Regions from separate parts of the Homo sapiens genome. Here region 1 is linked to region 2. A link is an interaction called in ENCODE POLR2A ChIA-PET data of the cell type or tissue named here. Cell type or tissue: GM12878. All regions are shown on one strand. Links, peaks and the distances in the headings refer to the core of each region. The heading gives the core; the rest is flanking DNA. Region 1 has its middle 29 kb from the start of FBXW11. Region 2 overlaps FBXW11 (F-box and WD repeat domain containing 11).

Evidence for each region. Peaks named below come from ENCODE experiments on the same cell type or tissue, not always from the same donor. Only the 100,000 strongest peaks of a DNase experiment are listed, where the experiment ranks them.
Region 1: POLR2A ChIA-PET joins it to region 2 with 5 read pairs; 2 of 35 experiments call an interaction of 5 or more read pairs at or near these places.

Annotation. Positions count from the first base shown.
Region 1 is chr5:172,032,961-172,037,352 of GRCh38, forward strand. No RefSeq gene overlaps it. Among named protein-coding and RNA genes, the nearest start is that of FBXW11, 29 kb to the left of the region's middle. RefSeq lists a silencer at 2,224-2,293. In GM12878, for the core only: no CTCF peak of the experiment used is centred there; a DNase peak (open chromatin) is centred at 2,281; H3K27ac peaks cover 253 bases.
Region 2 is chr5:171,969,094-171,973,485 of GRCh38, forward strand. All of the region lies in intron 1 of FBXW11 (F-box and WD repeat domain containing 11), which reads right to left. Among named protein-coding and RNA genes, the nearest start is that of FBXW11, 35 kb to the right of the region's middle. In GM12878, for the core only: no CTCF peak of the experiment used is centred there; no DNase peak of the experiment used is centred there; H3K27ac peaks cover 40 bases.

The DNA of each region.
Region 1 (4,392 bases), core at 72-4,071, 64 kb after region 2:
CCAAGTCTCAGGGTTCCATTTCTTCCCTATCAGGGGCCTGATTTTCATGGAGAAAACTTACTGGGACTACAAAGTTACCCACTGCTGAAGTTCTGCTACTCTTACAATACAATACAGTCCTATGCCTGGACTTCACATGGCACACGTCCTTCTTCACAAGGAGGAGTGCCAAGCAAAGGGGGCAAAGCCCCTTATAAAACCATCGGATCTCTTAAGAACTCACTATCATGAGAACAACAGGGGAGTAACTGTCCCCATCATTCAATTACCTCCCACCAGGTCCCTCCCATGACACGTGGGGATTATGGGAACTACAATTCAAGATGAGATTTGGGTGAGGACACAGCCAAACCGTATCATCAAGAAAATGATTAACAAGTATTATCTGTGAAGTCTTACAGACCCATTGTAAGAAAGACCTGGGTCAGGACTACATTCATGCCTGACCTGTAGAATCCCTACTCTAATGATGAGTCTTTGATGGTGCTTTAGTTTTGGAACTTTTGATCTCCTTTTCAGCACTCTGTCATGGTAGTTTCAGCATATTACCTCATATAACACAGGCCATTATTTTTTCCAAGTACCTAAACACTCTTCCTCTGTTAATTATAACTTCAAGGCCCCTTGTCAGGCTGTTAAATATTGCGTTGTGGAAGAGAATCCTCATATCAGCAAACACTCCTTTAGCCAGATAAATATTCTACCACCCCAATTTCTGTTTCAGCATCCTCAAGGTACATTTGTAAGCAAGCACCCCGTATTCTTGCTAGTACATACTAGTCTGTTCCTACAGATCCTTTGGTGAATAATCCTTTTCTACCCTTAGCAGAACCAGCACTTCCCCAGGTGGGTCATGCTGAGACTTAGCCCTAGTTGTTTGCCTACTGTCCAGGAGGGGTGTGGGGAAAGATCTTGAGGAAGGCAGATATTGTTTTGCAGGTTATCTGCCTCAGTTCAGGCCCCTGCACAGTTTCTGCAAGGAGGGGGCTGCTGTTGTCCTCTAACAAGGGCAAACATTTGCCCAGAATGTTCAAGGGAATCTAAGAGTTAAATGTTCTCAAGTGCATCTTCCCAGGTATCCCCATCGAAGTCTCAGGGTTCCATTTCTCCCCTATCAGGGGCCTGATTTTCATGGAGAAAACTCACTGGGACTACAGAGTTAGCCATTGCTGAAGTTCTGCTACTCTTACAATACAATACAGTCCTATGCCCGGTCTTCAGCACAGTTCGCTTTCCAGCTACAGTATATGGCAGTCTTTTTTTTTTTTTTTTTTTTTTTTTTTGAGATGGAGTCTTGCTCCGTCACCCAGGCTGGAGTGCAGTGGCGCCATCTCAGCTCACTGCAATCTCCGTCTCCCAGGTCCAAGCGATTCTTCTACCTCAACCTCCCGAGTAGCTGGGATTACAGGTGCCTGCAACCATGCCCAGCTAATTTTTGTATCTTTAGTAGAGATGGGGTTTTACCATGTTGGCCAGGCTGGTCTCAAACTCCTGACCTCAGGTGATCTGCCTGCCTTAGCCTCCCAAAGTGTTGGGATTACAGGCGTGAGCCACTACGCCCAGCCAACAATCTTTTTAAATGCTGCTGAAGAGGACTTCTGACTTCACATCTTGCCTTAAACTGGTAACTGTCTCACCTGAGCCTGTCATTTTCTCTCATGCATCAACAGCATCCAGCAACAATAAACGAATTCTGCAGTCCCTTAAATTATTGCTTCCTCTGAATTGTACAAGCCAATGCGACCCCTTCCAGCTGTATTCAATTCTAATTTTCCACAGGTACATATTTCACTAATGGCAACGATATAGCATACCAGGCACTAACAACACTTCCCTTATGATCAGTAATAGGGTCCTTATTGCCATCTGGCCAGCAAGTGATTGAATTCCAAATCTCATCCTTAGAGTCCATTTCCTAGGACAATTACCAGTTCCAAATGTCTTAAGTAGGGTTATTCAGAAGCAGAATATGAAATGAGAACTTGTGTGCAAGTGATCTATTAAGGAAATGCTCCCGGGAGAAATTGGAAAATGAATAGGTGAAGGAGGATAATGGAGGGAAAATGCAAAGCAAGGGTGCAGTCTCAAGCAAAGTCCTGTGGGTGGGTAGTTTCAGCCTGATCCCACAGGGGAATTTCAGAATATAAATTATGCCTCAGAGTTTGTCCTGACTTGTTGCAAGGGAGCTGGGCTTTCATACTCCCACACCAGCCAGTCACTGGCTGAGACCCACCCATCTCAGGGTGGGTGGATGTAAATTCTCAGGCACTTCTGACTCTGACTCCAGTAGCCAAGAGCAGGCCTTTAAAGAGAGCCTCAGGTGTGGACGGTTAGAAGCAAAAGCCTCAGGAACTGGGGCGAGGCAAACAGAAACCATAAAAGGGGATCTGGGTGGAGCCCAAACAGTATCCACTATGTGCTTGTTATTTTTCCTCCCCAACTCTCTTTTCACTCCTCTGACCCTGGAGGAGAAGAGCAAAGTGGCAGAAACGGTGAAGACACAAACTACATTAGAATAGGCTAGGTTAAGTTACAGCTGTGGTAACAACCCTAAAATCTCAGCAGCTTACCCCCATTCAGTTTACCTTTTGCTTATGCCTTGTGTCCTGTGTGGATTGTGAGGGGCCCTGCTCTCCATGGTCACCAGGGGTAAAGTTGTTGGAGGTTCTGCTGTCTTGTTCTGCACCATCTAAAATCCACAGCCTCCTCGTGTGCTTTAATAGGAAGAGAGAGACCAGAGGGTCGCGCTTGGCTTTTCTTTTTTTTTTTTTTTTTTTTTTTTTGAGATGGAGTCTAGCTCTGCCGCCCAGGCTGGAGTGCAGTGGCGCGATCTCGGCTCACTGCAAGCTCCGCCTCCCAGGTTCATGCCATTCTCCTGCCTCAGCCTCCCGAGTAGCTGGGACTACAGGCGCCCACCACCACGCCCAGCTAATTTTTTTTTTTTGTATTTTTAGTAGAGACGGGGTTTCACCGTGTTAGCCAGGATGGTCTCGATCTCCTGACCTCGTGATCCACCCGCCTCGGCCTCCCAAAGTGCTGGGATTACAGGCGTGAGCCACAGCACCCGGCCTGCACTTGGCTTTTTAGTGTGCTTCACCATAGGTGTGACAATCATGTCATTAGGCAGAATGGGTCACCAGGACTTGCCTGACTGCAGGGAGGCCAGAAATGTAGAGGATCCAAATGGTGCATTTGGTGAGAATTGTCCCAACCACACCGGTCTTTGTCACTATGAGCTTCTAAGTTTAGTTTAAGCTTGAGCTGGGTGAGAAGGAGGTTATTTTTTTGAGACAGGGTCTCGTTCTGTCACCCAGGTTGGAGTGCAATGGAGTGATCTTGGCTCACTGCAACCTCCACCACCCTGGCTCAAGCTATCCTCCCACCTCAGCCTCCTGAGTAGCTAAGACAACAAGTGTGTGCCACCACGCCCAGCTAATTTTTTGCATTTCTTGTAGAAACAGAGTTTCATCATGTTGCCCAGGCTGGTCTCAAACTCCTGAGCTCAAGGGACCCACTCGCCTTGGCCTTCCAATGTGCTGGGATTATTGGCATGAGCCACCATGCCTAGCCTGAGAAAAAGTTTTATTTTATTTTATTTTATTTATTTATTTATTTATTTATTTTTGAGATGGAGTCTAGCTTTTGTCACCCAGGCTGGAGTGCAATGGCACGATCTCGGCTCACTGCAACCTCCGCTGCCCAAGTTCCAGCAGTTCTCCTGTCTCCACCTCCCAAGTAGCTGGGACTACAGGCGCCCACCACCACACCCAGCTAATTATTGTATTTTTAGTAGAGACAGGGTTTCACCACATTAGTCAGGCTGGTCTCGAACTCCTGACCTCAGGTGATCTGCCTGCCTTGGCCTCCCAAAGTGCTGGGATTACAGGCGTGAGCTTCCGCACCCAGCCGAGAAAAAGTTTTACATCAATGTGAAAGTAAAACGTGGTAACTAGACTTTACAAAGTGATTTTGGAAAAGGTATGAGATTTGCCAGATAATTTTTTTTTTAATCATCAAGGTAGAGGGAAATGGTTTTACCTAGCACAGAAGATATGTAGTCACATGAAAGAATAAGATTCCTAATGAAAAACCAGAAAATAGCCAGAATCCCTAACTGTATAGTACTGATTAAGTAGATAATAAACATTCATAGGGTGGTGGGTTAATTAGCCACTTAAAACGATGTTTCTGGCCAGGCGCTGTGGCTCACACCTGTAATCCCAGCACTTTGGGAGGCCGAGGTGGGGAGATCAGCTGAGGTCGGGAGTTCGAGATCAGCCTGACCAATATGGAGAAACCCTGTCTCTACTAAAAATACAAAATTAGCTGGGCATGGTGGCGCATGCCTGTAATCCCAGCTACTCGGGAGGCTGAGGCAGGAGAATGGCTTGA
Region 2 (4,392 bases), core at 164-4,163:
CCTGTCTCTACTAAAAAAACAAAAATTAGCCAGGCGTGGTGGCACATGCCTGTAACCCCAGGTGCTCAGGAGTCTGAGCCAGAAGAATCATGTGAACCCAGGAGGCAGAGGTTGCAGTAAGCTGAGATCACGCCACCGCGCTCTAGCCTGGGCAACATAGCGAGACTCTGTCCCCCATCACCCCCCAAAAAAAAGAATGTATGGAAGGGAAAACTTTTTCTCCTGATGTAATGAACATTCTCATTTTTTTCTAAGAAGAGATACCACTTTCTGGAAGATGACCTGAGAAATGTATCTTCTCTCAATAAAGGTTTGACCCAATTATAGTCAGACTACATCATATTTCTATTTTATCTTTTTCATTTTAAACTGCTTAGTCATTTAAAAAAGTTTACTAAACATCAAGTATACTAAATGCTTTGATAGACAAAAATTCTCAAAACTATATATTCTGGTATTAAAAATTATTTCTGCAAATAAAGCCATATTGCTTAAATTATTTCCTGGTTTGCTAAACGGAAAAAGATGGCTAAATTCCTAAAGTATGAAACATTTTAAATAAATGCAGTTCCACTGCCTTCAAGAGTATTAAAACTTAACTAGCAGCTTTTTTTGTTTTTGTTTTTCAGACAAAATTGCGCTCTGTCACCCAGGCTGGAGTACACTGGCATGATTTCGGCTCACTGCAACCTCTGCCTCCCAGGTTCAAGTGATTCTCATGCCTCAGCCTCCCGAGTAGAGCTGGGATTACAGGTGTGCACCACCACACCCAGCTAATTTTTTCTATTTTCAGTAGAGACGGGGTTTCACTGTGTTGGCCAGGCTGGTCTCAAACTCCTGGCCTCCAGTGATCTGCCCACCTCAGCCTCCCAAAGTGCTGGTATTACAGGAATGAGCAACCACGCCTGGCTTAATTAGTGGTATTTTTAACATCTTTTGTAGACTTAACACTTCCAAAGACTTTGAAAGTCCATCTAACATGCTACTTGTCTCATTGAGAGCTCTGAAAAAGTACCTGCAGAATAAAAGTTGGCCCTGTTAAAAAATCTTTTGAATTCTGCTATGTTTTGGCTTCATGTCCCCACCCAAATCTCATCTCCCATTGTAATCCCTCGAAGGAGGGACTTGGTGGGAGGTGACTGGATCATGGAGGCAGTCTCCCCCATTCTGTTCTTGGTATAGTGAGTGAGTTCTCAGGAGATCTGATGGTTTTATGAGTGTTTGACAGTTCCTCCTCTCTCACCTGCCACCATGTAAGACATGCCTGCTTCCCCTTCCACCATGCTTCTAAGTTTCCTGAGGCCTCCCAGCCATGCAGAACTGTGAGCCAATTAAACCTCTTTTCTTAATATTTATAAACCACCCAGTCTCGGGTAGCTCTTTATGCAGTATGAGAACAAACTAATACAAATTCAAACCTTACATCATTTAAACAAGCCCTCTACTATTTTATAAACACTACTCATTTCTTGAATACATACAACATTTATTTTCAAAGACTTAACAGGCCCCTACACCAAATAAATACATGTTCCAAGTTAGTAGTGTTTTAATTTTATATACATACGCCCACACAGAGATTTGGAAAACAATGGTAATAAAAATTTTGCTTCTTTAGCTAAGAACAGCATGAAAAGCGAGTTGTCAAAGATAATAAAGTGGCACATTTTATCATCCCTTAATTTTACAGTAAAGTTTACACTTGCTCTTCTTCATATAGTTCATTGTTCTTATATCCTAAGCTGACCTTGGTTTCAAATAAAAATAAAATGTGTGCCTTACAGTCCACTGGGCTCTAAGAAATTAATTTGTCTTTCAGGCAGGGGCTAGGACAGCCTTAGAGTAAGGGACTCCTGCTGCTTGCTGCACAGCAAGGATGTCTTTGATTCCCTTCACATTGTTTGAATCCTGCAGGCAACTGGAAAAGGGGAGTTCTCACGACTTGAAGCAAGGAATTTCGCTAAATGCTGGAGCTGAAAGGGACCTTACAGACTTTATAGACCATTTTGTCCATGTTCTTAAAATATTTTTCTAGTCTAGTTCCTCTAAATCTCTCACACTGTGCTGTCAGTACACACCACTTGAAAGCACCCAGTCTTAACAGCAGATAGTTATGGCTTAACACCTGCAACAATAAAGTCAATCTATAGGTTTACAGATGCTTTTTGCATGTGTACACATGAATATGGACAGAAAACAACACTCTGGAACTTCTCACAAAGGAATATATTTATCATCTAAGGTTACAAAAGTCTTATAAACTACTGCAGAAACAGAGTACTACTATTACAAGCAGAGTCTCATCTGTGCCCCTCCTTTAAGACCCTTTTTCCATGCGTTGTATGTAACTTTACCCCTGACTTCATCTTTTTGTCCTATTTTTCCTTTCATCTTCATTTTCCCACTTATTTTGTTTTTAATCTTCCTACACTGTATATGTCACTGTAATCACTCAAATCCTTTTTCTGAAATAAACTAAGGTTTCTGTATATGTTACCAGCAGCAAAAGTCATTACGTTTTTGCAGGCAGTGAGGAGGAAAAAAAAAAATTTATTACATTTTTGAACTGAGAAAAAGGGAAAAGTTGAAAATTAACAACTATAGGGAGGCTGGGCATGGTGGCTCACACCTGTAATCCCAACACTTTGGCAGGCCAAGGAGGGTGGACTGCTTGAGCACAGGAGTTCAACACCAGCTTGGGCAACACAGTGAAACCTTATCTCTACAAAAGATACAAAAAATTAGCTGGGCCTGGTGGTGTACAACTGTAGCACCAGCTACTCAGAAGGCTGAGGTGGGAAAATCACCTGAGCCTGGGAAGTCGAGGCTGCAGTGAGCCGAGATTGTGTTATTGCATTCCAGCCTGGACAGCTCACACCTGTAATCCCAGAATTTTGGGAGGCTGACACAGGAGAATTGCTTGAGCCCAGGAGTTTGAGACCAGCCTGGGCAACACGGTGAAACCCTGTCTCTACAAAAGATACAAAAATTTAGCTGGGCGTGGTGGTGTACACCTGTAGCACAGCTACTCTGAAGGCTGAGGTGGGAAAATCACATGAGCCTGGGAAGTCGAGGCTGCAGTTAGCCGAAACTGTTACTGCATTCCAGTCTGGACAGCTCACACCTGTAATCCCAGAATTTGGGGAGGCTGAGGCAGGAGAATTGCTTGAGCCCAGGAGTTTGAGACCAGCCTGGTCAACACAATGAGACCTCGTCTCTACAAAAATAAATAAATAAATAAATAAATAAATAAATAAATAAGCCGGGTGTGGTGGCGCACACCTCTGGTCCCAGCTACTAGGGAAGCTGAAGTAGGAGGATCGCTTGAGCCCCGGAGGTCAAGGCTACAGTGAGCCAAGATCATGCCACTGCACTCCACCCTGGGCAACAGAGTGAGACTCTGTCTCATAAAAAAAAAAAAAAAAAAAAAAAAAAGTTAAAACTATAGGACTAAAACTTTTTTTTTTTTGAGACAGAGCCTCACTCTGTCACCCAGGCTGGAGTGCAATGACGCGATCTTGGCTCACTGCAACCTCCGCTTCCTGGCTTCAAGTGATTCTCCTGCCTCAGCCTCCCAAGTAGCTGGGATTACAGGCGCCCACCACCACACCTAGCTAATTTTTGTATTTTTAGTAGAGATGGGGTTTCCCCATGTTGGCCAGGCTGGTCTTGAACTCCTGACCTCAGGTGATCCACCCACCTCGGCCTCCCAAAGTGCTGGGATTACAGGCGTGAGCCACCGTGCCTGGCCAGGACTAAAACTTTAATACCAGTTGTTAGTGCCATGAAATGTGTCATCATTGACTTTGGCAAACTAACAACCACCTGTGGACATTCCAGCAGCCAGGTTATTGCTTCACCATCTATCATAAATAAACTGTGTAGGCTTTAACTCAGAAGAACGCATATGCACAGAAGTACTGTGCTTTCAAGGACCACTTACTTGGAAAGAATACAGAATATCACAAAAGAGAGAGTACTGTGGCACAGTGGAAAGATCACAGGTTTGTTTTGGGTTTTATTTCATTCTGTTTTTTAATTGAGGCAAAAACACACTGAACTTGAATCTAACCAGCCTCTGATCTAGCTAAAATTTATAAGAAATACAAAGAGGAACAAAATATGTAGACCAAATGAGAACATAATCTGCAACACCCAGAAAGTGGGAAGTTATACAGAACAAATAAGCAACCTAGCTTCTTCAATAAATAAATGGCAAGGAAAAAAAGATGGGAGAGGCGATTTTTATAGATTCAAAGAGATATAAGAAACTATTCACTATAAGCAATCTGTGACCTAAGTCTGGATCCTGAATTCAAAAGACAAGCTAATGCAATAATTTGAGGAAAGCTAAAGACAAATTCCAATAGAGGGCATCCTACAATGTACCTG